Linked DNA regions of Mus musculus: region 1 is linked to region 2. Evidence: chromatin loops called from intact Hi-C (ENCODE). Cell type or tissue: left cerebral cortex. All regions are shown on one strand. Links, peaks and the distances in the headings refer to the core of each region. The heading gives the core; the rest is flanking DNA.

What was found. A loop is a pair of places that touch in the nucleus more often than their neighbours do. Peaks named below come from ENCODE experiments on the same cell type or tissue, not always from the same donor. Only the 100,000 strongest peaks of a DNase experiment are listed, where the experiment ranks them.
Region 1: a loop joins it to region 2, with 9 times the contacts of the local background. A loop is called at or near these places in 2 of 42 quality-filtered maps.

The regions. Positions count from the first base shown.
Region 1 is chr2:38,386,887-38,402,320 of GRCm38, reverse strand. No RefSeq gene overlaps it. Among named protein-coding and RNA genes, the nearest start is that of Gm13584, 26 kb to the right of the region's middle. In left cerebral cortex, for the core only: no CTCF peak of the experiment used is centred there; DNase peaks (open chromatin) are centred at 4,469, 6,939 and 7,340.
Region 2 is chr2:38,334,297-38,349,730 of GRCm38, reverse strand. It overlaps Gm46736 (a long non-coding RNA gene), which reads left to right and starts at 10,521. Exons shown (of 3, transcript XR_001783286.2): 1 at 10,521-10,682; 2 at 12,403-12,512; 3 at 13,312-14,460. Gm27197 (a long non-coding RNA gene) reads left to right here. Exons shown (of 2, transcript XR_374289.3): 1 at 1-1,864; 2 at 1,994-3,425. It also overlaps a transcript of Lhx2 not described here. In left cerebral cortex, for the core only: no CTCF peak of the experiment used is centred there; DNase peaks (open chromatin) are centred at 9,392, 9,764, 10,356, 10,591 and 1 more place; H3K4me3 peaks cover 2,503 bases; H3K27ac peaks cover 1,170 bases.

The DNA.
Region 1 (15,434 bases), core at 3,615-11,614, 54 kb before region 2:
ATGGAGTCTTGAATGTAGTTTGCCCGAAGCTCACTATGTGACTCAGACTGAATTTGAACTCATGACAGTTTTCCTGCCTCAGCCTCCTGAGTTCTGGATCACAGGATCGAGCTACCACACTGGCTAAATGATCCCTTTTGAATGGTGTGTGTGTAGGTGTGGGTGTGTGTGTGGGATGTGTGTGGTGTGGTGTGGTGGAGGTGTGTGAGGGGGATGTGGTGTGTTCCTGCACGCATGCGCGTGCATGTGTGTGTGTGTGTGTGTGTGTGTGGTGTGGGGGAGTAGGGTGGGGTGTGTGTGTGTGGTGTGGTGTGTTTGTATGGTAAGGGGGGTAGGTGGGGTGTGTGTGTGGTATGTGTGGTGGTGGTGGTGGTGGTGTGTGTGTGTGTGTGTGTGTGTGTGTGTGCTGCAGTACAGGCATTGAGGCCAGAGGACAATTTGCATGAGTCAGTTCTTTCCTTTCACCATATGGGTCCCAAGATCAGAATCAATCATCACTGAGCCATCTTTAATGCACACTTTACTATATTTTCAAACTTTTAAAATGTCTCATCCCTCCTCCAGTCAAATTACCAGATCCTCAGAAATTTCCCTTCCACCTCCTTTCTCTCTCCAGACAGACGGTTCACTAACCTGTTCTCAGTGTCTGTAACCCTGGGAATTAAAGGCACTATAGTCTTGGATTGGATCTGACATTCCAGGGCCAATTTTATTCTTTCTTGATTGACTTATTTTGCTAGCATGATTCTTAATTCTCTCTCTCTCTCTCTCTCTCTCTCTCTCTCTCTCTCTCTCTCTCTGTGCATGCATGCGTGTGTGCTAGGGTAGGGGGCCATGCATTCATTAGTTACTTCTTCATCATTGTGAGCAAAACACCTGGCAGACACACGTGAGAGTCATAGTTTCAGAGTGGTTGTTTGTCACAGTGTGGCATGGTGGGGCCACACCAGTCATGTTGGCTGGAACAGTAGAGGCTCTTTATATCTAAATACAGAAGACAGAAAGGAGACTAGGAATAACCTTTAAGACGTAGGTCCACCCCTAATAACCTCTTTGCACTGTATAGACCCTGCTAAAGGCCCACAGCATCCGCATACAGCACTCAAAATAAGAGCCTGCAGGGGACACAGCAGAAGCTAATGTCACAGGCCAGACAGAAATTGGGTTCTGTAAACTGTTGAATCTTTAAAAATACCCCCTGATGGGCGTGGTGGCACATACCATTAATCCCAGCACTGGGGAGGCAGAAGCAGGCAGATCTCTGTGAGTTTGAGGCCAGCCTGGTGTTCTGAGTAGAAAGGCTGTGGTAGCGTGATTCTGGTTCTGTGTCGGTAGACTGAGCTTTCTCTCTGAATGGCATTTGGATCTTTTTACCTGGCTATTTCATGATGTGTCTAAATGAGTATGTGCTGGGTACTTGGTGGCTCCCCTATGTAAACATCCAGTAAGACTGCTGCTGCTGTTTTTGTTTGTTTCTGTCTATCCCCTCGCTCCCTTTAATTCCCCTTGTCTGTTCTAGGACTTGGGGTGGTGCATAAAGATCTCAACCTTCAGTAAATTTTCTAGTTCTTTTTCATCTAGCTCTGTGTTCTAGAAGGTATGTTCCATAACCCTACATGTGTACATGAGTGTGTGTGTGTGTTATCGTGTATTGTGTTTGTGTTTGCTTGTTTGGGGCACACAATTGTGTGCATGTGGAGGACTGAGGTCAATGTTGAGATTTTTTTCCCTTGATCTTGCCTCTATCTTATACTTTGAGTTGGGGGTCTTTCACTCAAACACAGATCTTCCTAATTTAGCTTGTTTGATAGCTATGCAACCCAAGATCTCTTGCATCCATCCTTCAAGGCTGGAATTCCAGGCAGACCATCACATCTTCTCATCATTCATGCAGGTGCTGAAGATCCAAACTCAAGTCTGCTTACTTTAGCCACTGAGCCATCTCTGCAGTTTCCAATGCTAATTTTAATCCTCCAATATTATCTCTGTCCCATGAATTACTTATTTCTGTGTAAAGCTATCTTTATTCTTTGCTGCCCTTGTATTAGCTTTGTCTGGCAGTGAACCCCAGGAATCCTCCTGTCCCCTCTTGCTCAGGGCTGAGATTACAGATGTGCACATACAAACCTGGCTTTTTTTTACATGGATGCTGGAAATCCAAAGTCAGGTCCTGATGTTGGCATGGCAAACACTTTACCAAGTAAACCATTTCAAGCTCCAACAGTTTTAAGTAAATTTAAGAAGGGTCCTGATTACAATCTTGTTAGAAACTGTGTTTAAAAGACGACTTTTCTTTGCTTTCTGTATCCATTTCTCCTTTGAATGAGGTAGAGTGGGCACCTTGCCCTTCCTTCATGTCAGAACTACCTACCTGAACGAATCTCAGAGGTTGTGTTTCTTGCTCAAGAATGCACAATCGGTACCTTCCAGGGAAATTTTAAGTACTAAGCAGGGCTAAGGATATGGTGAAATCCAGACAGGCTCAGGAGACAGAGTGCTCTGAATAGACACTTCTATTCAGAACACAGATGGCCAACAGTTTACAGAAACCTCCTTGCCTTCACAGAAATGTAAGTTCAAACAACAATGAGATACCAGCCCAGTTAAGAACAGCCATTATTAAAAAATGCTGCCTGGGTGTGGTGACACAGGCCCTTAGTACCAACACTCAGAAGGCAGAGTTGGGCAGATCTCTATGAGTTTGAGGCCAGCCTGGTCTATATAGCGAGTTCCCACCTAGCCGGGGCTAGCAAAGGCTACATAATGAGACCCTGTCTCAAAGAAAAAAAAATTGGTGGGGATGTGAGGGGAAGAACGATTTGTACACCTATGAGGACATTGGTACAGACACTATGGACAGTACTACAGAAATAGAAGTACCATGTGATGCAGCCACCCAGCTACTGATTTTGGTGCCAGCAGATCGGAGAGATGCCAGCACACCTGTGTTCAATATTGCTCTGTTCACAATGGCAAAGATCCAGAATCAGTCTAGATGCCATCAATGGATAAGTGAATAAAGAAAACATGTAGGTGTGATGAAACATCATTAGCTATATAAAAAAAAAAAGATGTTCTGTCATTTGCAGCAAATGTGCAGAACCGGAAGATATTATGTCACATGAAGAAAGTCAGTAAGTCAGATACAGAAAGACAAAATATTCTCCCTCATGTGTGGAGGCACTGTCAGGAGTGGTGATTCCTGGTGCTGGGAAGGTGGGGGAGGTAGAGAGATGTTAGACAATAGATCACAAAGCACAGACAAGAGGCTCAAGTTTCAGCCTCTATGGCAGGCACATTGGGGCAATTACAGTTCACAGTGACCTGCTACTGACTGAGGAGTCATGTTGGAGACAGACAGGTCCCAGCCCCTGATGTGATGATGACACAGCCGTTGTTGGAGTATCACACCCTTCCCCATAACATGAACACTTAAATAGTAATTACTAGTAACAATTGAAATTTAAAACTTTAAGGATATGAAACGGAAGAAAGTATTTGTAATCTTATATTTCACAAAGGGTATGTTTCCAAAATGTATTTTTAAAAATGCTTCACTCAAAAATGGAAAGTCAAAGATTGGGTAAACAATTTGAATAGACATATTTTCGTGGAAAACTCACATGCCAGGTGTGGTAGAACACACCTGTCACCCAGCACTGGGGACACTGAATCGTGAGGACCAGCAGCTTGAGACTAGCCTAAGATGCATAGCAAGTGTCCGGCCATCCTGAATGACATGTCGTTGGGGTTTGTTTGTTTGCTTGTTTTTGCTTTTGTTTTGTTTTTAAAAGAAAACAATGACAAAAAAAAATGCAAAAGTGGGGTTTGAACATGGGTGCCTGTAATGCTACTACTTAGAAGATGGAGTCAGGAAGATAAGGAATTCCAGGTCATCCTCCTCTACACAGTCAGTTTTAGGCTAGCCTTAGATACAAAATATCAAACAAAATGAAACAAACAAACAACTGATTTAAAACAAACCAGCAAGGGCCAACGGGTAATAATTCAAAAGGATTTTTTTTTTTCATCAAAAGAAAGAGAAAAATTGGGCAGAAGTTAAAACAAAGCATGACACTTTCCTTCATGTCACCTCTTCACTGTGATCCAGTGCGAAGGGAGGACCCGGCCTGGTGAGAAGCAGTGACATCACCAGAGAGGACCGTGGCCTAAGGAAGAGAGCAGAGCCAGGACCAAGCTGTGAGTTCTCCCAACAGCTGCCTGTCCTTTAGAGCTACATAGGTCTTAAAGGAGAACCCCGGCTCCTCCAGGCTGAAGAGGACACCATCGGCTGTGGAGAAGCCCCACCCCTTGCTCACACCCACTCACCCCAGCCTCCCAAGAACAGGCCCTGCTTATAATCATAGCTACGTGTCATGAAAGGCAGCAGGAAAAAAATTATTATGAAAAACCTTAAGATACACAAAAATAGGATAGCATAATGAATCCCCGTGCCCTAGTTTTCACCACGGTGGTAGTTTTGCCAGTCTTGCTTCCTTTTTGAACCCCCACATCACCATGTGCTTACAATGCAGCACTGAACCCTCACAGCAAGCCTGTGCGGTATACCACTCTCCCATTTAGCTCCAGTAACTGAGACCTTCAGTCATTTGCCTGAGGAAGTCCAGCATTGTTAGAAGTCAAACACAGGTCTGCCTGATTCCAGGTCCTGTGCTTCTGTACCGTCCTCAGCAAACGAAGAGTGGTGAAGGATGATCAGAGCCCACACCCGGAAGCGCCAGACCTTGCCTGGCTCTCCTGTCACCCCGCAGTCAGAGGTGGGGCCAGACAGCCATCTTGGAATGTGTATTGATCCAGGGAGACCGGATATAGTGGAGCCTGGAGTGCTACCACCTCAGGCTTGACCTTGAGGGAGCCTCCTTTCATCACATGGGAATGAGACTGTACCTCAAGGGGTCAATGGAGAGTTTCAATGACATAAGTGAGGAAGGTGCCTGGCACACAGTAGTGCTCCACAAATGGCAGCCACGAGTTCATTGTCTAAGGTCAGGAACCGCATGTTGACTTTTTTTTGGGGGGGGGGGTACGTTGTGGAATCAAAGCTGAGGAGCTGGGCAGAGGAGAAACAGCAAAACCCAATAGCTTGGTTACAGTAGAGCTAACTAGAAGCCCAATGCTGGACTGGCTTCAGGTCCCAGCATGAGAGAGAGAGAGAGAGAGAGAGAGAGAGAGAGAGAATGAACAAGAGTGAGAGAGAGAACAAGAGTAAGAGAGAGAGGAGAGGAGAGGGAAAAGGGAGAGGGGAGAGGAGGGAGACAGACAAGAGAGAGACACACATACACAGAGAGACACAGAGAGAAGACTTTCTCCTCCTCCTCCTCCTCCTCCTCCTCCTCCTCCTCCTCCTCCTCCTCCTCCTCCTTCTTCTTTGTAATGTCTCAATAGCTGTAACATCACAGGGAGAGACTGGGTGTTTCCATGGGGCTCCACAGCAGGATGGAATAGTGATACGTAAAAAGTGTCTGCCAGCCGCAAGTCCAACATGGGCTGGCCCTAGGACTTACTCTGACAAACAGGAGACAGGAAGCTAAGGCATAAGTCATCTTCAGCTTCTGTTGCTTCATCCCCACAATGTTCCATGTTATAGCCAGGCCTGTGTTGTGGAACCAGAGGACTGTTCATGCTGAGCCAGGCCCAGCCCACAGCATACTCACCGACAACCTCATGCAGTCCCACAGGTCTCAAAGCATGGCAGAAGCCACCTAGCCAGCCCATGGGAGCCACTAGGTATCTAACACTTCTTGTTTGAATGACATGGGAACCGAGGGGCTCAGTACAGGTAATCCATATACCTAGAAGGTGGCAGGAGCAATGGGGTCTGGATTTAGCTCAAGCTATTCTCGCACAGGGTATCACCTCTACCATTCAATCTTCACATAAGCCAAGACTGACAGGGTAGTTCAGTAGGCATCTCTCAGAAGAGAGAGAGAGAGAGAGAGCGCTGATATCTTTAGGGCTGGAGTTTCTCTCCATCCTGTGCAGAACCCCCATCTGAGTGTGGTAGTGGCATGGTTCTGAATGCAGAATGTGAGTGGTCTCAATAATCTGTGTATGTCACCTGGGTGTGTCTGTGTCTGTGACCCTATGGCATATTACCATAATACCATGGTAATGTAGCCTCTGGTGATTTATGTTTATGGGGTATGTGTGTGTAGGGGGGGGGGGTGTCATGATGGCATGTGTTTATGTGAGAAATATGTAGAGTGTGCATCAGGGATACATATGTGAGGTGTGAAGTCTGTTCTGGTCTGTACCAGGGGTATGGTGTATGTGGAAGTCTGTGGGTGTTGAGTATATAGGGTGTGGTATGCACCTTTCAGATGTGCATGTATGAAGTATATGGTTTATATTGTGTGTTTGTGTATGGGTGTATTATGTGAGATATATGACTCATGTGTGTGTATCTGCATATGTGTGAGATGGGGGGTAGGCAGTGTAGGTGGGTGTTGAGGGTGTTGAGTGTGGAGAGATGTGTTGCGTACTGTGTTGCTGTGTATGGTGTGTATGCTTGTGTTGATATGTGTTTGTGTAAGGGATGTGGTGTATATGGAGGTCCTTGAGTGTTGAATGTGAGAGGGTGTGGCTTGAACTGTGTGTATATGTGTGATGTGTATGTGTGGGGTGTGGGGCTCATGTTAGTATGTGTGTGAGGGGTGTCGTACACGTGGAAGTCTCCAAGAAATGAATGTAAAAGGGTGGAGCATGCATGGTTCACGTTGGTGTGTGAGGTGTTTATGGCTTGAAGCATCGTGTGTGCAACAAGAGAGGAGCCCCGCTGACTGATGGTCTCGGGCGAGTGTTCGTTCCTTGCATCCCAGAATCTTGCTGACACTGATCTGGGCCTGGGAACGTCTTTCCTGAATAAACATGATGTCATTTCCATTCCATTCAGCCTGCGCCGGGACAGCTGCTGTCAGCATCACTGAGGGAAATGCCACCTCGGCCCTGACAGCTGCCACTTGGCACACTTTGTAGAAAGCTTCTCTGGGAAGAAAAAAAAAAAAAAAAAAAAAAAAAACCCCAGCCAGTCATGCAGATGCTATTTAAAGTATGTTGCATCCTGATGAGCCTCGTGGAAGAAGCTAAGTACGCTGAGGGACTGTGGAACCTGGGCTGGGCAGGGAGGTGGGGAGCAAGGCACATGCTCATAGGTCGGGGGGAAAGCTGTCCCTACCTCCCATTTTACAGATGAGCAAACTAGAGTTGAGAGAGGGCAGGGGCTTGTCTGGGACCAAAGAGTAGGTCTCTGACAGAGCACATGGGCAGAGTGTGATGACCAAGACCTTTAAGTCGAACAGAACTTGCTACCAATGGAGAAACTTAGACCCAAAATGGAGGGAAGGTTGGCCCAAGGCCATGCAGATCGCCTCAAAGCTGGGGTAGGAGCTGCTCCATCATCTTAAACACGTGGACATCCTCTGTCTTGTATACAACAGGCGCTAAGCAGGTGCAGATGATGTGATAGTTCATCTTCATGGCCAGCAGACTGGATTTGGAATTGCTTAGGAGACACACTTCTGTGTCTGTCTCTGAGGGATTTTTCAGAAGGTTTGATGGAGGCGGGAAGACCCATGCGGGTGGCTCCATTCTTTGGACCAGGGTCCTGGGCTGAATAGAAAGGAAGCCTCAGCAGTGAGAATGGTTACTGACACAGATGGCTCCTTTATGGTGGCTGTCCCCTGCCATGGCACCAGAGTGCACATCTGCCATCAAATTCAGTGCAGGATTCAGTAAAGTTGGTGAGACAGGGAGCACCTCCTTCTATAACAGGCTGCGTGTGAGATAGCTTCGAACTGTGGGCTAGTGTAGGTGTCTGAGTATGCTTCAGGTGAGCCCAGCTAACTTGACAAATCTCTTTGGCAAAATATCTCAGAAAATACCTTGAGAGAGGAAGGATTTATCTTGGCTCAGTTACAGTTGGGTAACTTGCTCCATTGTTTCATGAGGATAGCACATTGCTATGAACGCCCCTGCTCCCTCCCCATAGCCTGGGACTCAAAGGGAGTGTGACTACAACATTGGGAAGGGGCCTGTGTGTCTTATAAATTTCAGCTGATTTACAGCTTCTTGAATCTGACTAGCCTGCCTCCTCCCTCAGGGTGGATGGTGGGTGGTAGGTGGTGGAATGTTTCAATTCGGAGGAAATTGCTACCAGACAAACACCATGGCAGAAGGGCCAGAGCGAGGGAAAGCTGCTTGCGTCCTGGACACCAGGTACAGAGAGACAGAGAGAAGACCCAGGAGCAAAGTATGTCCTTCAGAAGCAAGGTACCAATGACTGTCCTCCCACCAGTACCTCCCAACCTTGATCATCTATCTGTGGATCTGGCCAACCATGGGATTAGATGAGTAATCACCTATTGGTGAAGCTGTTTTCACCTCAGTGTTTAACCAAATCTCCCGAGTTAGCTGCATTCCTTCCGTACATTTGATTTTCGTAGAAGGTCCATTCTCTGCCTGTCAAACTCCTATCCATCCTTCAAGACCCTACTTCAGTATCAGCTTGTTGATGCGATGGAGCAGATAATTTATGGCTCTGGACATTCCTTGTTGTCACACTAGTGGGTTCTAGTTCCAGGGGAGCCAAATGGAGGAACATTCCTGGTGTGGTTCTGAGTTTTGGGCCTAACTAAGAAGGCCTCCCTCTTTGGATTTATAGACTTCAGCCTGTGAGCTTCTCTTGACTCAGTGGACCAACTAAACTCTCAGCTCATGGCCTGCTTGTGTATGTCAGATGCCAAAAGCACAAACTTGTGGATCCCAGGATTGAACTCGGGTTCCCAGGTTTGGCTGTAGTACCTTCACCTGCTGAGGCATTTAGCCGCCCCTCTGTACGCTTTTTTTGTTAACAGGCTGGGTGACTCAGGGGGATAAGTACACAGAGCTCTTCTGCTGCAAGAGACAACACAAAGGCTGTCTCCAACAAAAACACACATATGTGTACACACACACGTACACGCAAGCAAGCTGGGCTAGTGTGTTTCTCAGCAGTAGCAGACTTGTCTGGTGTCTTTAAGGTCCTGGATTTAATTTCCAGCACCAAACTTTTAGATGGTATGGTCTGGAACCTCCATTTAACTAACCTCTTAAAAAGTCTCCTACCTGTCATGCTGTGATGGAAGATCAAGAAATAATACAATCATCTTGTTTAAAACTATGACAAAGCCCTCCCTCTTCCAGCTGTGTATTTGCATGAGACCAGATGTTTTGCACAGAGTTCAATCAACAGTTTATCACAGCAGACTAAAGACCAGAGCCAGCAAGAGGATCTAGCTTTCTTCCTCACAAGCTTCAAAAATGAAATGAAAACACATTTCTCTTTAAATTTTTCTTTTGGAAACAATCATTTTAATAAAGATTATGTTGGGCTTTTAAAATATTTATTTAATTTCATGTTTATGTGTGTGTGCATGCCTGTAGTTTATGTGTGTATCATGTGTGTGCAGTAGCCCTCAGAAGTAAAAACAGGGCACTGTACCCCGAGCCCTGGAGTCTCAGATAGTGCGAGCTGCCATGTGGGTGCTGGGAACCCAACCTGGGTCTTCTGCAAGAGCAGCCAGTGCTAATCATTGCGCTATCTCTCCAGCCCCAAGTTCTTGTTTGTATTTTTCTTCATTTGCTACTACTGGAGGGTGAAGGCCATGACACAGCACATGTGTGAAGGTCAGAAGGCAACTGCATGGCATTCATGTCTCCTTTCACCTCTACAGGGACAGGTCAGGCTCATGTAGCAAGCTCTCTTTCCAGACCAAGATTCTGTTTTTATGTGAACAGCTAATGGGTTCTTTGTCTTCTTAAAAATAACTCAGTAAATGCTTTGAGTTTTAACTTTCATGTTTTATAGTAAATATCACTTAGCTAATAATGAATCCACTAAGCAATATTAATAGACACTGATTCATAACCATTTTAATACTACAAAGGGGGTCCAACGACCAAATATGTGCACTCTACCTAGTGGAGATTATTGTCCACACTTTCCAGGCAGGGTAACCAGGCTCAGGGAGGCAAAGTGACTTTTCACCTGTCATCTATATCTGAGCTCAGCTGCAGACTCCACAGCCCCCACTGGTCACCGTCATTCCATCAGAGTTGGGATCTGACGTGGCAGTTTTCCGAGAGTTTCTACCTTCATCTCTGCCCTGCCTTCCCCACAGCTGGGTGAGGCTGGCAAACAGTCTGTCTGACCGCACAGGGCTCAGAGAAGGGCAACATCATTCCCCAAGGTCCAGCTGGAACGAGCAAAGCTGGAATCTGAAGTAGGCTGGCCTAAGTGTGGAATTTGCCTCTTCCCAGCATGCTCTGAGGAACCTGTGTATGTCTGCGCCACCAGTCCTTAGTCAGGCTCTTGAGAGGATGACAGCTGCAGGTTGTCCTATAATAACTACTCCATCTGTATTTTGTAATATGTAGTCAGCTGGTTTCCATGTCTTATATGGAGCTGGGAGCACGTCCTATATCCCTGGAGTAAACACTGTATCTCTGATGTTAGAACAACAGGTTGCTAAGATTTAAGCAAAATCGTTCAGTTACACTTGGTGATTGATTCTTTTGGGAGATGATCTAGAGAGGCAGAGTAGACAGGTCAGGGGGAAAGAAGAAGGAAGCTGATGAGGGCACCTCTCAGGGGCGACCCTGCAGGCAACTGAGGCAGGACTTCATTTGTAGTCTATGGTGGGGCTGCTTGGAGCAGGCTTCAGAGAAGCTGGGCTGATGAACAAGGAGGCTGCTAGGTTTACCCACTCATACCTTCCAAGGCTCGATACTTCCAGGAACCCACAGCTTCCTACCCTCTGCACGAGGCCCAGCTTGCTTTGAGACACCACCATAGGTGAAGAGATCCAGGAAGCCCCTACCTGGGAGGAACCTTTCTGGAGGTAGCCTTGGGAGAGGGAGATGAGTTAGGAGCTTGCAGCCCATGCATAGCCCTCAGACACACTTTCCATAGTCAGCCGACAAACCCTCGATGTCCCTCCCATTAAAGCCAAGACTCCATCCTGGGCACTGGAGCCTCAGAAGTGAGAGAAAGCAGTATTGCAAAGACCATGTAATAAACGGGGCATTTACCATTACCTCAGCCACACAGCAGACAGCCCTCGAGTCTGATGACAGGTAACAAGTATTGTCTCTGTACTCAACACACTGTGGCCAGGCTGGGCTCTCCTAGGCTCCTCTGGGACTGCTTGGATTTGGCTCTTGTTTTAGGTAAAGTCCATGTCTGCTCCACATGACTCTCATTTTAAGAACAGTGGGTACCCAGGGCTGTTGCAATGAAGGATGGCAGGTGCTCAAGCGATCAAGGTAAAACACACAAATGACTTTGCAACTCTGCTTTTTCATGGAGAAGTTATCACTGGTTGAAATGAGCCCCATCCAGTGGCAATGGATGCTCTATGGCTTCCCTGAGAGGACTGACCAATCTGGAAGTAGCAGATATGATGCTATTACAGAGAAAATGAAGAGTCAGAGGCTACAATCCTACTTTCTAGAGACTAGGAGCAAGATGGGCTCTGGGCCCAGGGAGTGTGACTGATTCTCAAAAATGGAGGTGAGGCAACTGAATGTGGTGGTTCACACTCTTAATCCTAGCATAAAGGAGGCAGAAACTAGCCTGGCCTACATACCAAAACCCAGGCCAGCCAGGGCTACATAGTAAGAACCTGTCTTATAAAACAAACAAAATGTGGGAATCGGAAAATCCTGCCTTCTGATTATTGTCACCACCGCAGAGATTAGAGAATACTTGTGACACCATTAGGACACAGAGGACAAGACACAATCATGGGCCTCCTGACTGAGTGTGAATCCTGATGGCCACTCTCTGAGCCTCCATCATCCCCACTGGATGAGGCAGACATGGAACAGTGTCACTCTGCCAGTCTCCTGCCACCACTCTGCAGCCTTGGGCCAGTCCTTTAACATCTCCATGCATCACACACATAGAGCAAGATCTAACTTAACTACCTTGACTCACTACAGCTGGCTCATCAGTGTGGTGCCTGACCTGCAGTAAAGCACTCAGCGTACAGTGATGTGTGCATGCACAGCTGTGTGATGCTGGCACGTTTTATTAGCCATGTACATCTCATCTTTCCAAAAAAAAAAAACCTCACTAAGGTATGTTTTGCACATTGTAAAATTCACAAACTTTGAGTATAAAAGTTAGTGAATATTAATAATTTTTCCCAGTAGCACCAACCCTTAGTTTTAGATGACTTCAACATACTTAAGATTTCTCAGGCCTTTTTACTATTGATCCTTTTTCTCACCTTCAGCCTCAGGTGACTAATTAGGGGTCCAATTGGGAGCAGTTAGCCATGTAATATGCTGTCTCAATATCTATATCTTTTGTGGAAACTTCTTACAAATCCAATAGTATATCAGCCAGCACCCTTTACTTAGCATGACACTGTTATAGCTCAGCCTTCAAGCAATGGGAATCTTGGGTCCTCTTCATGGCTAAGTAATATTCCATTGTGTGGCTATATCATTATATTTTGTCTATCCATTCATAGTGATGGCTATTTCCAGGTTTAGGAATTATAAACAATGCTGTTTATAATCATCACAGGAACCTTTGTATAAAAAATGCTTTCTTTCATCTTGGGTGACGACACCAAGGAGTGGCTGAATCATATGGTAGCTTTTTTTGTTAAACTTTTCTAAAAAATTATTTTGTCTATTATTATTGTTGTTGTTGCTAGAAGTAGTAATAGTAATGTATATATGAGAGAGAGAGAGAGAATAATGTATGCCTGAGAGAGCATGGTTGAATACGTGCCACATACTTGTGGAGGTCAAAAGACAATTCTAGGGAGTTGGTGCTCTCCTTCTATTTCAGGTTCCAGGATTTGAACTCAGGACATCAGGCTTGTAAAGCAGGTACATTTACTTTCTGAGTCATAACTCTCAGCCCTGTGTTGAACTTTTGGAGAAACTGCTTTCCAGAGTGGCTTGCACTAGTTTGCAGTCTTCCGAAGTGTCTGAGGGTCCTGCCTCCCCTTGTCCCAACACCCACTCTTCTCTGAAGTGCTGTCTCATCTCAGGTTTGTTTGTGTTAACGACTAATGACTAGATGACAAACCTTTCACGTGCCTATCAAGAGTCTCTTACTTTAGAGATGAGGAAAGAGCCAATAGCGTGCTATCATGAAGGCTACAGGAAGGGAAAACATCTCAGGGATGAACATTGAGGTGCCTAGATGGAGGGATCCAATTAGGGGCAGTTAGCCATATATAGCCATGGGTGTGAGGCTGGCTTAACACAGCACTGTCTGAGCTCAGTCAAGGCTGTGAGACCCACCTCTCAGGCCTCTGTAGGAACCAGGGGCTCATTCCATAGTCTCCAGAAGGCCACCTGACCCTGGTTAGAATGATCCCATCCCTACATATATGTGCCACATGCAATGTAGTAATCAAGAGCTCTGGCTTAGCTAGACATCACACCAATAAGTCACTGGGACCCAAGGGCAAGAGGAAGATCTGTTCCTACCTGCAAGAACCCCCTATAGCACAGGGAATCAGCCCTTGTAGGCCAGAGCTATGACAGTATATTTAGAGGACTTGGGTGTAGGTTGGTAGACCTCTTAGTTGGGATGGCTAAAGCTCTAAGTTCAATCCCCAACATTTTGAAAACAACCAACCAAACAGCAAGTAGATGGTGGGTACAAAGGACTTGGGGTGCAAGGCAGCATGGAGGATCCTTGTGTATTGGGCAGAGCCCTAAGTGGTTTCTGATGGTCTCAGCAGCCTTGTGACCTAAATCCAGCAGAAGATATTGACACTGTCCCACTGGACTCACGGCTATTCTCTAGTCACAAGCCCAAACACTCTGACCCTGCCCAGAAATACCTATGGTTAGAGCTTCTGGAACCTTCCCCACCGAACCTTTCTTCCCACCGACTGAGCTGTGCTACCAGAATCAGTGAAGTCTGTAGCCAACCAGCGCTGGCTGTGTTGTCTGAATTGTTGTAATTACATCATTTAGCTAGATAAAACACAAAGAAATGAACCCTGTATAACAAAAGGAATGTGTTGAGAAGAACTAAATCGAGTGCTTTGGAAAATTTGCAATAAGGACGGATTGCTAAAAATAAATCTGTTCGCTTGGGTTCGGGAGAGATTTGGGGTGGGAGGGAAGGATAACTTTTCAGGATTCCAAATTCCAATTGTTGCAACATATTCTTGTATGCAGCTCACAGGAGGAAGGATTGCCACACTGTGTGGAGCAGTCTACACACACAGACAGAGCCAGACCCTAGCCAAAACCCTTTAGCCTACAGTGATGGCTTTGGCCTACGCACTGGCTGAACGTTAGAATAAGCATTCTGGGCGCCTGTAAGTCTGGTCCTTTTTGTTGTTGTTTGTTTCTTCATTTGTATTTAAAGACTAGGCTGGCCCTGAATTCACAGAGATCTGCCTGCCTCTGCCAGTGCTGGGATTAAAGGCCTGCACTGCCAATGCCTGGCTCCTTTCCCTGAGCCCTTCCTTACTACTCTTGATTCCCTAGGCAAGTGCCCGGAACCTGTCAGGCAGCTGATGGGCTGGCTCTGCTGGGTTACTATGATGAATGTGAATGATGGCAAGCTGTGTGTTGAGTACATGATAGTGAGTCTGGGCGGGGAAAATGTGTGTGAGGTCGTGTTCAGATGCCTCCCTGGTCTCTCTGGCAGGGCTCCATCTCCACAGCTCTTTGCAGATAGATCTAAATAATCCCTGAGCATTACCACAGAGATCTGTACTCTGAGGAAGAGGCTGAACATGGCTGTGAGACCCCTATGATAGGCACGTGAAAGGTTTGTCATCTAGTCATTAGTCGTTAACACAAACAAACCTGAGATGAGACAGCACTTCAGAGAAGAGTGGGTGTTGGGACAAGGGGAGGCAGGAACCTCAGCACCGACCTTGCTCACCCTTCGACTTCTAAAGGCCCTGGTGATCCCAGGCCCTGCTCTTCAACACCCCAGAGGCTGTCCACACAGGCACCACCCATCTCTCCCCCTGTCCTGGGGCAATGGTGCACCAAGATCCTACTCTTCAGCTTTCCCATAGGCCAGAAAGGACCTGGAGTTGAGTGAAGCAGGGTAGGGCCCTGACTGAAGCCACCTGGCTTTACACTGTCATCAGGCACCTGGAATCCATGTCTGCTCTAAGGCTCCATCTACTCACCTGGGAGGTGGGAATGACAGCATCCACATTGAGAAATGCAGGAAAAGCTCACCTGGGGCCATACCACTTGTTCTGACCTTTAGCTCTGTGTATGTTTGGATATGTGACAAAACTATTCTAGTCTGTGTACCCTGCCCCAGTGAGAAAATAGTACCTATTTCACAGGAATACTGGATGAGCTAAGTATGTGAAGTAGTTACAACATAGCTCACAAGCAGCATCGGTACTGTGTGGAGGAGTTATTAC
Region 2 (15,434 bases), core at 4,831-12,830:
AGCATGAAGTCATACTTTTTACATAGTGTACATAACTTTTGCTCACAAGTAGGTGTTGCACTGGTGTTGCCTAAGCTCGTGCCCATGTGTGAAAATGTTCATGCTCGTCTCTTTTTGGCAAAAATACAGCCAGCACGAATTTTATCTTTGTTAATAACCAGCACAACAGTACAGGAGGTATACAGGTGGGCATCATACGGAGGAGGCATCTGAACATCCAGGACTAACACTTGTGTGCTAAGGCGAGCCTACTTGATCTTCTGTGAGCTCCTATCAGGTGTATTTGCAAAAACTCTTTAAGTTATGCATGTGTATGTACACACTGCATGTGTAAAGATGCTCTAACTTTAGGGAGAGACCATCAATCTAAAGACAGGCATGTGCATGTGCAACCACACAGACAGTCCTTCAGTGCCCACATAGACGCTGGCCCACGATCAACTCTAGGAATATATTAGCACGTTATACTGGGGTATCTGGGACAGTTTTGTGGGGTTTTTTCTTTTCTCAAAGAAAGTAGGAAATGAAAATTGAATCTGGGAGTCACCAGTGTTGGTCTGGAGGTTGTTCAAGGGGCAGGAAACTTTGTAGGAAGCCTGGGGTGATGTCCTTGGTGCTGGCTGGACTCAAGGGGCTGCCTTCAGAGCTGGGGAGGGGATACTTGGTGATTCTTGTTAAAAGCTGCCCAGAGGGTAGGGAATTATACCCATAAAGAGATGTACACCACTCGGTACCCACCTCTCTGACCGGCAGTCCCCACCCATCCTTGGCCTCAACTTTCCGGCTGTTGGGATCCCCATGGGGCACTTCTCTATTTATTCCTCGCATCTGGTTAGGACGCAATAGTGTCTATTGGAGGCTCAAGCTCATATCCCGCCGCGGGGAGGCATCTGGGCACCCCGGCCCAGGGTTCAGAGGCCGCTAAGTTTGTTAATCATTGGGAGACGTCGCTTTGCCCTGTCCTGGGAGACTAGGCAAGGCGAGGAACAGGCTGTAAACACAGATCCTGACACGTGAGTGACATTTACACAGTGCGAGGAAACGCAGCCTAGAGAAATGCAGGGGGGTGGGGTGGGGATGGGGTGAGGATCAGGCTAGGACAGGTAACTGAAACATTCACAAATGTCCTCGACCCTCTCCCCCTGTCAGGGGTAAAGCACCCTCAGTTCCGGGTACCCTGTGTTTTGTGGAAGGTGACAGGTGAACGGGATTCAGGTCTGGCCACTGCAGCCACTGCCTACCTCCCTACCATCTGCTTCCCCGCAGACTAGCAGACCCGCCGCATAATGAGGTAGCAGCCTCCAGCCGGCCACCGTGACTAACTCAGAACAAAAGCGCGCCTCCACGCCTTCTCCAACAAAAGGGCCACCAGCCCTGGCGCTCCCCGAAGGCTGCGGGGCTCCCGGCTGCCGGCTGCGGAGATGCCGCGCGCAAACTTCCCGGGGCTCCCGGGGCAGGCGGCGCCACCCGGCCGGGGCCGCGGAGGGAGGAAGCGCCCAGCCCAGGGAGAAAGTGAGGCCAGGCTGGAGGAGGGGAGAAGGGGGGAGGAGGGCGCCGGCCGCAGCGGAACCAGGGTGATTGATCTGCGCGCTGTTCCCGGCGCTCTGTCCCGTTATTAGAGCGGCCAAAGCAGGGCCACGCAAATACCCTCGGAATCGCCAACTAATTGACGCTGCAGGCAACTATTTCATTGTGCGCGCTGGTTTTATGTCTTCATAGCCGGTGATTGACAAGGTGTAATTAGTCATCTCACTCGGTGATAAACATGGGCACCCTCCTCCCGCGGCATCAGGCCGAGTGTACCAGCAGAGGAAGCGATAGTTGACGCTGATATACCATTAAATCAAAATGAAGACGTTCAGAAGTGTGTGTTTGCTGTGACGCTCTCGTGGTTTATTTCTCAAATACGGCACCAACAGATTTACTTGATTTGCAAGTTAACTACAACATTAACTGGTTTTATTTATTTTGCCTCTTTCCTTCCTCTTCCTAGGCAGGGATGTTACTCTTGGAGTATGTGAAGACAGTTTGCTTTTTGACAAGCGAGCAAGCGGGCGCCCAGATTTCTACAGCCTTTGGAGTCTCCCCGGAGGGAAAGGCAGATAGAACAAACCTCGGACTGGGGAGCCATCCTGGAAGGGCTCTGCGCAGGGGAACCGCCCCACCCTTTGGCCCCAGACTCTCCTGCCTGGGGCTCCGGTGGTACTACTAAAGGATTGCCTCAAGCTCTGAGGATGAAGCTGGGGTTTAGGGTTCCGGAAACCTCTCGAATAACAACTGTGGGGGAGAAAGAGACTCTGCCAACATTTCTTCCTGGCCTCACAACGGAAAGGACTGTTTTCTTAAAGCTGTTGACTTCAGTCACAGAGCCAGTGGCCCACCACTATTTCCCCTGTCCCCCGCGTAAAGCATAACTTCTCTGTGTTTGCTTGTACCGTTCAGCAAATTACATTCCTTGCTTATATAAATATTCTCTCTCTCTCTCTCTCTCTCTCTCTCTCTCTCTGTGTGTGTGTGTGTGTGTGTGTGTGTGTGTGTTGTTACTGTTACTGATGCTGGTTACTCATTTCAGAAACCTGGGTGCTTACATTTTAAGTGGGAAGAGGCCTGATCTGTTATGAGAGCATCAACTGAACAAAGCCACCAGCATCTGAAAATCCGTCTCCAGGTTACCCCATGTGCCCCCAGGAGACCCCACTGGGGAATGGTTCCTGCACTTTTGCCTTCTTTCTAACCTGTTTCTTTCCTATAGAGCAGAAAAATGAAATGATTTTCCCCCACCAGGAAAAGGAATGTGGGGAGGAGACAGCACTAGGAGAAGCTGGGGTGAGGGTCACAGAGACAGTCAAGGAGCCCTGCATCTTCAGGGAGGACTGTCTTCACCCCACAAGGCTTGCGGGCCTTGTTTGGACAAGGGAAGGCTGCTTTATATTGATGAGAGAGGTTTTCTGCAGCAGCAAATGTGCTCAGGCATGGCTCTTTCACTATGAAATCTGTTCATTGTTTTGGTCATACCATACAGAGATCTGCTGATCACCAGTATTGACAGTACAAGTCAGTGGGACCTTCATTATTTCCAAGAGGAGTCCCGTGTCTGTGACACTAGAACAGAGAAGTAGCTTGGCCCATGGCAGGCAGACAGGAGCCCAATTCCTCCTCCTCTTCTCCCTGCAGCGATCTGAACAATTCGGAAAAAAAAAAATGCCTCCCTGGGCGTCAGCTGAGAAGGTTGGGGAACTAACCAGGGCTCCGCTCTCTCTCTCTCTAGGGCCCTGTTAAATGCACTGAACTTAAAATGAAACACGAAGTGTGAATTTCAGGTTTGAACATGATGCATCGGGAAATGTGAAGGTTGGCAGCCCTTTCCTCCCTCCTGCCTTTCGGTAGCAGGTATTAATATTGTATTAAATGTTATGAGAAAGTAAGGGCTGTGGAGAGGAATGTGCTCAGATGCAATTTTGTCAAGGTTTTTATCTGTGATTATGGTTCCAGATGTAGAAACTCCCGGAGGAGAGAAATGAGGGGCTGCTGGCATGTGACATGTGTTTTAAGGTGTTTGGCAGTGTTTCTCAAAGTGGTGACAAAATGTTCAATTTTATTACAGGGAATTGGTAAAAGGAATATGAATTCTAGGTCAGAGATTATTCACCTTCAGCAAAAACAATTTACCATTATTGATTAGGGTGTGGAAAGTTTGTATCTGGACCCTCCTCAAATCACATTGTCAACAATATAAATCTGTCAGATCAAATTATTCTTAAAGAACAATCGCAACAAAATACACAATAGCTAATTGCATTCTCCTCCTTCCTCCAGCTAATTTCCACAAAAAGGTACACACTGCCCTGGAATGGAAAGTGAATATTACAACAAGAGGCCTTGCATTTCTTATGCTACAAGGACACCTTGTATCTAGAGGGTCAGTTCTTTTTAACTTAGCCAGTCCTAAAAAGGACATTTTGCAACCCCTGCTTTCAGTCTTTCAGATTAAAGACAGCAATAAATTTTCCCACATAGGAAAACTTAGTTTCTTAAATAAGAATCAGGAAGATTCTGTAGGAGGAAGTAGGGATGGTGGTGATGGGAGAGGAAGTAGAAAAACCACCAGGTGGCTGACATCTCTTTTAATTGCATACATTTGATACTGGAAAATTTTCCCACCAGTCTTTCTTTATTCAAAGGCATCTCCACTATCCTTCTCAGAATGCAAGACACCCTAAACTCCATTTTGAACACAAGTTTCTCTAATAAATCTTTTATGAGCTTCACATACACCAGCATTAATAGATTGAGGTGCCCAGCTATGGCTCACTAGCCTGAAGGTGGGTTTGGTAACTACTTCCATAGAAGAGAAAGAGGTTTTGCCTCAAGATTCTGGATTTTTTAAAAAATTTCTCCCAGGATCCCCTACCAAAGGCCAAAAGACTGCACCCACTTACAGACCCTACTGCTAGTTATAAATCATCCCACACCTAGCACATCCATTCAAACCCATCCTTTCTGTCATCCTAACCAAGGGACACTGCTTTGTGCTCTCCAGCCTTGATATGATTTTACCATCACAGATCATACCAGGCTTCAACTCAAATTACACCTTCCTCGGGAGTCCAGAAGCTTCCTCTCTTTAGTGTAGGTTCAGGTACATTTCCAACCTTCCAACAGGAATAGTGAGTTTGGGAGAGAAATAGTCATCATGACCATCATCTCATCCAGGGCTCTTAGCAAAAGACCTGTAAGTATCCCCAGTCCAACTTTTCCCTGGGTCTGATTGGCAAATCTTTATTGCTATCCAGGGAAGTTGCCATTGTCTCTTTAGGTGAGAAATGAGTCATTTCCCACAGATGCTTCAGCTAAAGCCCAGCCTCTAGGCACCCCCTCCCCCAACATTTTTTTTAATTCTTCCATTAATTAAAACAACTAATGTCCCATTGATTATCTTTGCATGAATGGAAATCATTAGAGCCCTTGCAGGTATATGGGAAATTCTGTTTGCTTAAGTATTCACACTTTGATTTCCTATAGACTCATTTTTTCTCAAGCATAAAGAGATTCAAACAAAACAAAACAAAAACAAATCTCTGACACTTTGCAATGAAATATGAAAACTAGTCTTCAATGAGCTTGTGGGGATCTCTGGCAGGAAGAGGTATTCAGATGGCCCCGTACTATCACTGACGTTGACCCTCCAATAAAGGGGTCCTAGACAGTTAAGGCAGACATTGGTAGGTTGGCAGACTCAGGTTTTTAATTTGTGCTTGTTTGGAGTCATACAAGCTCTTCCAAATTGACTTTCAAACAACTGTATCAGCCCTCAAAAGTGAATAAGAAAAAAAAAAGGAAGAGGAGGAGGAAGAGAGGAAGAGGAGGAAGGGGAGGAGGAGGAAGGGGAGGAGGAGGAGGAGGAGGGGAGGGGGTGGGGTAAAGGCACTGGACAATTGGATCTGTTTGAAACTTCCCAATCAGTTGACCAGTTCAGCTTGCATCCATTTCTGTGGGCAGCCATAATTAGAGCGATCTATTTTGCATTTACTTCTCTGTGCAAGCACTACATTACCCACTCTTCCCTTGCTTATTAAACAGTGCCACCTGCACCAGACTCAACAAAGATCTTCCATCAGTCAGGCCCAGCTAAGGTCCCAGACCATATATTACCATTAACTGAAGCTTGGCTGAATAGTTGATGACAAGTAAAAGCAGTTTCTGGGACCTGTTTTTGAACAACCTTTTCAGCAAAAAATTATGAATTCCTCAAATTGTCATCTTTTATAAACCCATTTTATTTTCTCTATATAGTAACTTAAACAGCAATTAGCAAGTTGTTTAATTAATGTACTATCCCCTGCATGTCACCAAGGTGCCTCCAGCACACTTGTTCATAGGTACTAGCCAATGCGGTCAATATTTTGTCACTCAAAGCCTCTGAAGCTGACCACCTTGATAGCTCTAATGGTATAAAAAGGATCTGAAGAGCCCAATACAAGGCTAAGAAGCAAAGGGCAGTTTTTAGGAAACTAGCCAGGGAGAGTCTGAGTCTAGACAGAGGGACAGGCAGAAGAAAGTGAGGCAGGAACAGAGAGGGGAGAGGCAGAAAATGAATCTACATAGACATCAGTGGCTTAAGAAAGGCACAGGAAGTTTCCAGCAAACATGGGACCATTTCTGACATTCAGCTATGTTCTAACAAACTCGGCTTTCCAAAGCTGATGATTTACACATCTTTAAGAGCCTCAAACCTCACTGTGGCTTGTTCTTTTAAAAGCTTCCTGCTTTGTTCCAAATACTGCTTATCGTTGGCATTGTCAACAGCTCTGCATCTGGGAGAGATTAATTAAGTGATAGGTCAGACACAATAAGGTGAAAGGGCATGTCCACCCAATCAGAGCAGATTCATCCATTTCAGGATGGATCTACTTTTTTTCTTTTGAGAGAGAGAGGGGGGGGGGCAATTTTGGTTCCATCTCAAGGGAGGATTTGTCAATAGGGATGTCTGAGCTCCTCTGGTGAGGTGCACATAGCTGAAAAGAATGTTTTGCAAATAGAAAAATATCTAAAACTCTACATTCTGTCTTTTTAAGGTATTGAAATAAATCTCAACTATCAATTCTGTCTGTATGCTTAAGTTTCACAATCTGCGTGAGAGGTGATTTTCCTGAATATGAGTCTCTTACAAAATAGCTAATTGGATGGTTATGAATAAGATTGCTATTAACAATAAAAATTTAAAAGTTCACTTTCACTTCCTTCCCCCCCCACCCCAGTGTCTGATGAAATGCAACTCCTTCATTTCAAGTTCACCTTTTAATTTCTAGAAGGAAAAATGAGAAAAGACATAGGAAAAGGAGCCAGAGAGATGGGGATGAAAGAAGGAAAAGGGAGGGGGTGTTTCTAGGTATCATGGACTAAATTTTCCAGACCAATTAGAGATTATCTTTAAACCTCTATCTTCCACCCCCTCCACACCTTCTAAATAGATCTTTAGATTAATGAGAAATTAGTTAATTGGGGGAAAGCCATGTGGCCAGTTAGCTTGGTTCCTAAGCAGAATGGGTGGAGGACTTTAGATCCTACCCCAAGAAATGGTTCCCTCTGCATCTCTTCAGTTGTGAATCAGCGTGGGTCAAAACTGGTTGCAAAATTGTGGTGTGTGTGTATGTGTGTGTGTGTGTGTGTGTGTGTGTGTGTGTGTGTGTGTGACAGATGAATGGCCATGCAGACAGATGTAAACTCTGAGCCTGTGAACAAGGCTGGGTCAAGTAAAGTGGTTGCTCTGGGAAGACTACAGATAAGATATTTGGAATATTTTTACATCGTTTTTTGAACATGTCTGCAATAAAATTCTCATTTTCTAAGGTCTTTCTTTCTTTCTTTTCAGATGGGTGTTAAACAGTGGTAGGGATGTTTTCAGTTGACCAGCCATTCATTTCTCTTTGCCAAAGAAACCAAATGCTAGTATCTTAGTTATCCAATTCTTTAAATCATCTGGGATCTATCTTTATTTCTAAAACTGAGCAGAAATACTTAACAGCCTGATCAATAACCATTGACCGTCAGCACACCTCGCCACCCTAACATGCACAGCTTGATCATGTATATTTGATCATTGAAAAATTCAAAGCATCTATTGCAGTATATCAAGCTTCCCATAAAATAGTCTGCCTGTGGTCTTAAAAAGAATGTGAGTTGTTCTCTCTCCTGCATTCATCTATCCATTCATTTACACACACACACACACACACACACACACACAGAGAGAGAGAGAGAGAGAGAGAGAGAGAGAGAGAGAGAGAGGAGGGAGAGGGAGAAAGAAACACACACACACACACACACACACACACACACACACACACACACACACACCTCCTTCCTGGAGAATTAATGCTCATATATTTGATGAAGAACAAGGTAATTGACTGCGAGACTGTACATCTGGGCAGCACTTCATATCCATTGCAATAATAAAATACTTTTTTCACATTTTAGCAGAAGAAAGGCTTACTTCTGCCCACAGATTCAGAGGACCCCAGAGTCTCTGTCTGCAAAGCCTTCTTGTTATAAATCCTGCCTTCCTCTTAAGTGATGGCACACACAATTGCACCAAGGGGCACTAAGTTTACTGTGCAAAAGCATTGCCAAAAAAAAAAAAAAATGCTGGTTTCTTCTCAAAGCTTTAGTATTAGTATGTGGTAGTATGAAATATATACATCTGGGTTCCTCAATACCCAATCTGCTTGGCAGCAAACTGGGGCAAGGGTCCAAGGACTTGTCCTGTAAAGGGTCACAGGTACAAAGTGCATTTTAGAATCCCAAGGGCTGGTTTCCTGAGCATGTACCACTATGATATAGGTTACCCCAAAAGGAACCAGTTATATAGAATTTTCTCATATCCAGGGCTCAAAGAACTGATTCTAAGTTTCTCCATAAGGGAACCTACAGACCCATTCAAATAACTCTAGAGATCTGATCCAAAAAATACATCTGGTAAACCTACTCCAAGTTCCCAGCACAAGTCCTTAGAACCTTAACCCCAGAGACCACCCCTACCCCCAGCTAGGAAAAAAAAATTACCTGCAGAACCTCCCATCTCCGGAGTCCCCTGTCCTGTATTGCACACTGTGCCCAGCACAAATTATTCGGGGGCCCTTCCTTCTAAAAGCAGCAGCATCTGGGCCAAGGCTCCCTCCTTTAAAGGAGGAGGACTTCATATGATAATACGTGTAATATGATATGGAATGACAGAATGCATGACAGTTGCCCATAATACAGAGAAGTCAGTCAAAGGACAGAGGGGACATTTGGATAATTACCATCCATTGGCTAGTCAATCACTCGAACAGAGAGAAACTGCACAAAACCCACAATGGAGTTGGGAAACAAAAGAGACCCGAGCCAGACTCAGGATTAACCGGTCTAAAGCGATCTAAATGCTTTTGTGTCTGAAGAACTGAGGCTCCCGGGTTGCTCCCCCCTCATCCCAGGGAACTAATTGCGGGGATCAGAGTTAAGGCTTTCTCCCTCCTTTCCTATTTCTCTTTGTAGACTGCTCACCACGCAGTGAAAAACAAATGATTTCTCTCTGTGTGTTCATTAAAGTACTTTAAAGTTAAGGAGGTGCAGGAGGAAAGCGAGATGTGACCCCCTGTTCAGAGGCTGAGAGTCTTCTACCATGGAAGATGCTAAAATAGTCTCCCTTAGCCTTAATTCTTTGTTCGAGGGTAAGGTCTTTCCTTCTTGCCCCTTGGAAACAAATACTCATGCACCTGACTGGGACTGGGCAGCTGTCTTCGCTCTGGCAGAGATGGACTTGTGGTACCCAGCTTTGAGTGAGAAGTATCTCTGCGTTGCCTCCACACCAGTAAAAACACCAGGTCTCCTGTCCTGAGTTAAAGAACTGCACATAATTAAGTGGGGGAAAGGGACAACAGAAAAGCTCCTTCAATGGGAGGGTGCTACTGGACTTCGATGGTTGTAAATTGTGGGTAGAGAGAAAATCTTTGTAAATTGAGGAGTGAGAAAGAGGGAACAACCTCTTCTAAATTGAAAGAGAAAATAGGCTTGTTTGGGAAGACGAATAGAAACCTATTTCTTGTTCAGGAAAAGGGGATGAAATGGGATGATTCCTCTAAAGAGACATCAGGAAATGATGTTTAGAGACTGAAAGAGGATAGTGAGAGAGAATTCCTTAAAAGAAATGGATACTAGAACTCCGTATCCAAAAGCCAGACTCTCCTCGCCCAGGACTGGAAGACTGGTAACTATTACCCAGTTCCTTCTAGGGTCTCAATCCACAATTCATCTCATATCCCTGACCGGCCCTTGCAAGTTCCAGGCTGGGTGGCAGCCGCAGCTTCAGTGACGACCTGCGGGTGCCCGCGGTGGCCCAGCCCCGTGCCCTACGCGCAGCCCTCCCAGTCCCGGCGCCTCTTACCTTCGTGAGCCCTCGGCAGCGGGTGTGGCCGGCTCTGCGGGCGGCCCCGGGCCAGGGCCAGGGCGCAGGGGGCAGCGGTGCGGGACTGGGGGGCAGCAGCAGGGTGAACGCTGGAGGGGCTGGCACGGTGCCCTGAGGAGGGGACGGGGCGGATGGCAGCCCTGGGGCCTGGCGATGCCCGCAGGGGGCCGGGGAGGGGCGCCGGGGCGCGGGTCGGGGGACCAGGGGCTCCCTCCTGGGGCCAGTAGGGCGCTCCAGCCTGAGGGGCCGGCCCGGGAGTCCGGGCCGCTCAGGGATCGGAGTGGCTGCTGGCTCGCCTGAGCTGACAAATCAATCAGGGTCCGTGGAGTCCCGGGAGTTGCCACCCTGACTGCGGCACGCGGTCCCCGTGAGCCCCGAGCTGCCAGCTGACGGTCGCCTCCAGTGGGCTAGGGCCGGCCGCGGTCATTAGGCTGCGGGCGCGGGCGGGGGCGGCCGGGCTGGCGGGAGCGCCGGGAGGAGGCGACCGCGCCGCAGCGTCCTGGCCTGGGCGCCCCGCCCGCCGCCGTCCCGCGCCCGCTGGGCTCCTCGCTGCCACCCACCCCCGCCCCCGCTCCCGCCCCGTCACTGGCTTCGCCCGCTCCGCTCCCCGTTTGGCTCGGCCCGCCCCCCTCCGTCTCCCTCCATCCCCGGTGTCTGTCGATCTTCTTGTCTGCTGTCCTCCCCGGATCCCTCCCTGCGTCTCCAGCTCTTCCTTGCTGCGCCTCTCTTTCCCAAGGTGGGGCTGCCTCTCTTACCCCTCGCTCCTCGCTCATTCTCACCATTTTCTCCCTCCCTCTCATTTCTACGCCCCCCCCCCCCCGCCCCGTCGGTCCCCTGCCACTCACTACCCCTTTTTCCCTCTGCTCAGAAAGATTGGTTGTTCTTTCCTATTCCTGTTTGAAGCAGAGGTCCCCAGAATTCAACTCAAGTCGTTTCCCTGCCCTGGGACTTCGGACAAGTCACACACCCCCTACCCCGTTGCAGTTTCATTATCTTTAATACAGGCTAATAAATAAGGAAGGTTGTGAAGCAGGGTATGGAAGCAGGATGTGCCAGTGGCTCTGGATCCCCTTCTGAACCTCACACATTTGCAAATGCAGCAGCCACAGTGGCAGCTGCTTGGCGACCAAGGCACCCTGAGACCAATTTAGCAGGGAGTGTCAAGGGTGATTTCTTCTGGGGTCTCCAAAGCCTCTCCTGAATCGTGACTGTGGTTTCTTAATGCCTACTCCAGATTTTGGTTGGGCACAGTCCAGAGCTGGGTCTGATATCCCAGGTGGTCACCTGCTGGATTTTCCTTACTAGGCCCCATGATTGGCTTTTAAGCACCAAGAGGTGTTTCCTAGACTGAGTCTTCAGAGTCAAACAGTAGTGAGTTCAAGATCACTTACTTGGGCAGGAAACACCACTCCAAGCTTGCTTCTTGGGTCTAGGAAATAGAAACAATTGCCAGTTTTCCTTTCAGAGTTGTGAGTTAGATTATTCGTGGTTTGTCTAAAGTGTCAGTCCATGGAGGTTTCCACTCTGCCCTAGCTTTTATTCAGGTTCTTTGGGAGAGACGGCAATTCACAAGCAGGGATGGTTTCTGCTTTATGCCCTGGCTTCTAGTTGGGGAGGCAGGCTGACATGCAGGGATACTGCATATCATGATAGCAGATGAGTGTGGTGAGATCAAGTATTCTGGGAAAGTGGTTTGGAAGTGGGATGGGATCAGGAAGGACTTTCTCAAGGTGTGATCATAAAAGCAGAGACCTGAGGGGGTAGAGTAGAATGTAGTCAACTAGAAGGGGTTACTAAAGGAATGGGGGAAAGCTGTGGAATGCGCAGAGACAGAATCGCCAAGGCCAGAATGCCCCCAGCGAGACTGGGGTGTGTGGGAGGAGAATGGGGCTGAAGAAGTGATCCAGGCTGAGGGGGCAGGCCCAATGCATCTGTAGAACTCTGGACCTCAGTGGTGGGAACTACTCATATTAATCTACCAGTTCAGTCACGGTTTCATGTTTCTGTACTGGAAGAAGCCAGGTCTAGGCAAAGACATACTTTTGCCTTTAGTCTTTCTAGTTCTCCACCGGCCTATCTCAAACACTCTCTATCTCAAGGTGCCACCACTTTCTCTACCCAAGTGACCATCCTAAGAGTACATATTCAGGGTTAGTTCTCTGTGTCATCAAGTCAGGCACATAGGAGCTGTACCAATGGCCAGGGATCCTCTGCTGTGTGCCAGGCTATGCATTGGCCATTGTTCCTGCACTCACAAAAACAATTATAGACACTTTGGAACACAGGACATCTATGAGGAAGTCTCATAGAGTGCTTGAGACTGGAAGTTATCTGAGGGTAAGCCTGTCTTGAGAATTGGTTTACTTACCAGAGAGTAGCACACACCCAGTGCAAGGCAGACACTCAGTAACACCTACTGGGAGGATGGAAACAAAATAAAGCTTCCTTCCATTCAGAGCGTTGAGAGAAGAAAGCAGAACTCAAATGAGCCCCGGAGCAGGAGACCTGTGGAGAAGCAAGCAGCAGGCAGAAAGGTCTATAGAGTTCTGGAGCTCTTCTGTGCCAGGTAAGTAGGTGTCAGGCACTTTCCTGCAGTAACCTGCCGGTCTTCAAGTCGTCCCTGCCTCTTGGGCACGGTTACCATCCCTTTTCTGATAAACGGCTAGGGTCCAGAAAGGTGAACCCCCCTGGCCCAGAGTCACACGGCCTGTTCTAGGGTTTGAACTCGGGCCTGCTGGTTCTTTTTCCGCTAAAAGGAAGAAGCAAAGAAAGAGAAGGCAGAGCGAAGAAGGAGACAGCTGAGAACAAAAGAAGGGCGGTGGTAAAGGAGTTAGCTCCTTTAGCAAGTAATTTTTCAACTTAAAAACAATTCCCATTTCCCAGCCCTGCGGAGGCAGGCACGGCGGATCTGAGGCAAGGCCGGCCCTCTGACTCGCAGGAGCCTGCCGAGGGGCCCGCGAGCTGCTTCAAAGCCGGCCTCTCCGGCACAGGCGCTTTTAAACTTCACACGGGGAAACTTTCCAGGGCTGACTTTCTGCACTTTGTTTCCAAATCAAGAGATGGGGAAGTCCCTCTCAGCCCAGCGGGGAGGAGAGCTCACTTGCCCTGGGGTCTGGGCTTTGGAGGGACTCCCCAGGCTGGGTGACCTGGCCCTCCCCGTACACACAGATGGGGGCGGGGACCTGTCCCCTGCTTATAGTGGTCTCCAGAAGGGAATCAGGATGTGGACTGCCCTTGGTTTCTTAGTGGGTGATAGGGCCTCTTTTCCCCCGCCCCACATCTGCTTCTTCCTAGTTTCCCCTAGAAACAAAGTGGGACCTTCTTAGGAGGATCATAATATTCTGCGTGTTTTTTTTTCTCAGCAGCAGCTTCAAAACCGGGATCAGTCTGTCATCTTCTGATCCTCATGTCCAGAGGCAGCAAGGGTCTTTCTAACCCTCAGCTTCTTCTGATTTTTGGAATCCAGATTTGGTTTTTGGATGTTCATCAAGAGGCTGGCTCCGTGAATTTTAATTAAGCTGTCTCCCCCCCCCCATTTATTACTAATACACTCCTCTTAACTATGATTTATTTGTTAAACAAAGCACCATAAGCCGTCACTTATTCATCTTAATTTCAACAAAATTAAAGTAGTCGCTGTTAGATTGCACCTAATTGCACTTGCAATGAAAAGAACGGAGATGTTAATCAAAATAAATTGAAGATAAACAATAAAATCATTACATCTTGCGACGGTAAGTGTAACTAATCAGTTTTGACTCGAAGCGACTGAACAGGAATAATGAATGTGCCACCGAAGGCTGGTTCATTAAGAGAAGCCACAGAGACCTGGTCCTTGGGGCAACAGACAGACACCCTGCCAATGTGGCCCTAAGGGTTCTTGCCCCCTGGTTGGGCAAAGGGGCTCTAAGGAGCAATGGGAGCTAGTGGGTAGCTCTCAGGAGGGATGTCATGGGTAGAAGGGCTCAGAAGCTGCCCTGCCACAGAAGGATTCTCTCATTCTGTTAAGGCAGCAAGAAATCCCGTGCTCATTCCTGGACATGCCAGGTAACCATGAAAAGAGCAAGTTGAGTTGAGAGACAGACAGACAACAGCTCTGCCAAGGACACAGAGAAAGACACACCCCAGGGGATGTAGTAGAGAAGAAGGACAGGCAGATGGAGTCTAGGAGAAAGAAAGAAATGGAAATAGAAAGGACCATGAGAAGAAAGAGAAACTGAGGCATCCCCTGTACTCCCTGGGAGTGAGGGGAGGAAAGAAGCAGGTGGCTCTGCACAAATGGAGGCAAATGGAGACAGAGCTCAGGAAGTCTCAAAATCCCAGAGTCCTCAGGAGTCCAGGCAGGCACCTGACTTCTGGGGATGAGACCACAGAGGGATGCTAAGGATCCCTAAGTGAAGAGACAGGAGCATATACCTCACAGAGGCCCTATACTGGGGCCTTTCCTCAAGGCATGTGGATATGACAGCAGAACCAGAGAGAGGCCAGCTTGCATTGAAAACCCCCTATGTTGCCTTGACCACACCCTTTTTTCAGTCCCCAGAAGTTGAAAAGTGGAAAACTCTAAAGATGCAGACACCTCCTCTGAGACTGCAAACAGACAGAGGAGCCAACCTGAAAAACATTAAATTTTTTTTTGGTTCTGTGTGGGTGCTGGGGTCAAACCAAGGCCTTGTATATGCTAGGCAACACTCTACCAATGCACCACACACATTGTTTTGTCTTTTAAATATCTAACTTGTGCTTAGCCTTGAGCTTTTCATAGGAAATACACTGAAGAATTAGCTCTAGTGTTGCTGTGCCCTAGTTTCCTCATCTTTAAGTCACATTTAATAATAGAAGTGACTGCATATGCTTACCATAAGGATCTATCTATCTAGTGTCTATCTATCTATAGGGCCTTGCTATGTAGCTCGGTCTGGCCTCATCCTCACAATCCTTCATTCTTCTAAATACAGACAGGGTAACAGACATATGTCATCATGTCCAGCTTAAAAGAGTTCATGTTGGGGCTGGTGAGATGGCTCAGTGGGTAAGAGCACCCGACTGCTCTTCCGAAGGTCAGAAGTTCAAATCCCAGCAACCACATGGTGGCTCACAACCATCCGTAATGAGATCTGACTCCCTCTTCTGGTGTGTCTGAAGACAGCTACAGTGTACTTACATATAATAAATAAATAAATCTTTAAAAAAAAAAAAAAAAAAAAAAAAAAAAAAAAAAAAAGAGTTCATGTTTGCAAAGGCTCAGAATGGTGTTCAGCTTTTGGAATAGGCTTTATATGTTTGTTAAATAAACTTAAGTGAATTCATGCTTTGCTGGGGCATGATTCAGCAGAGAAAATTGGTCCTGAACAGTGAGTTCAGTCCAACAAGCAAGGGTCATAATAGATGAATTTCAGGATGTTTTGAGGCCCAGCATGGAGATGAATACTCCTGTCAAGTAAATTCTGGAAGAAGTCAAAATTAGATAAGGGTAAAGGGAAGGAGA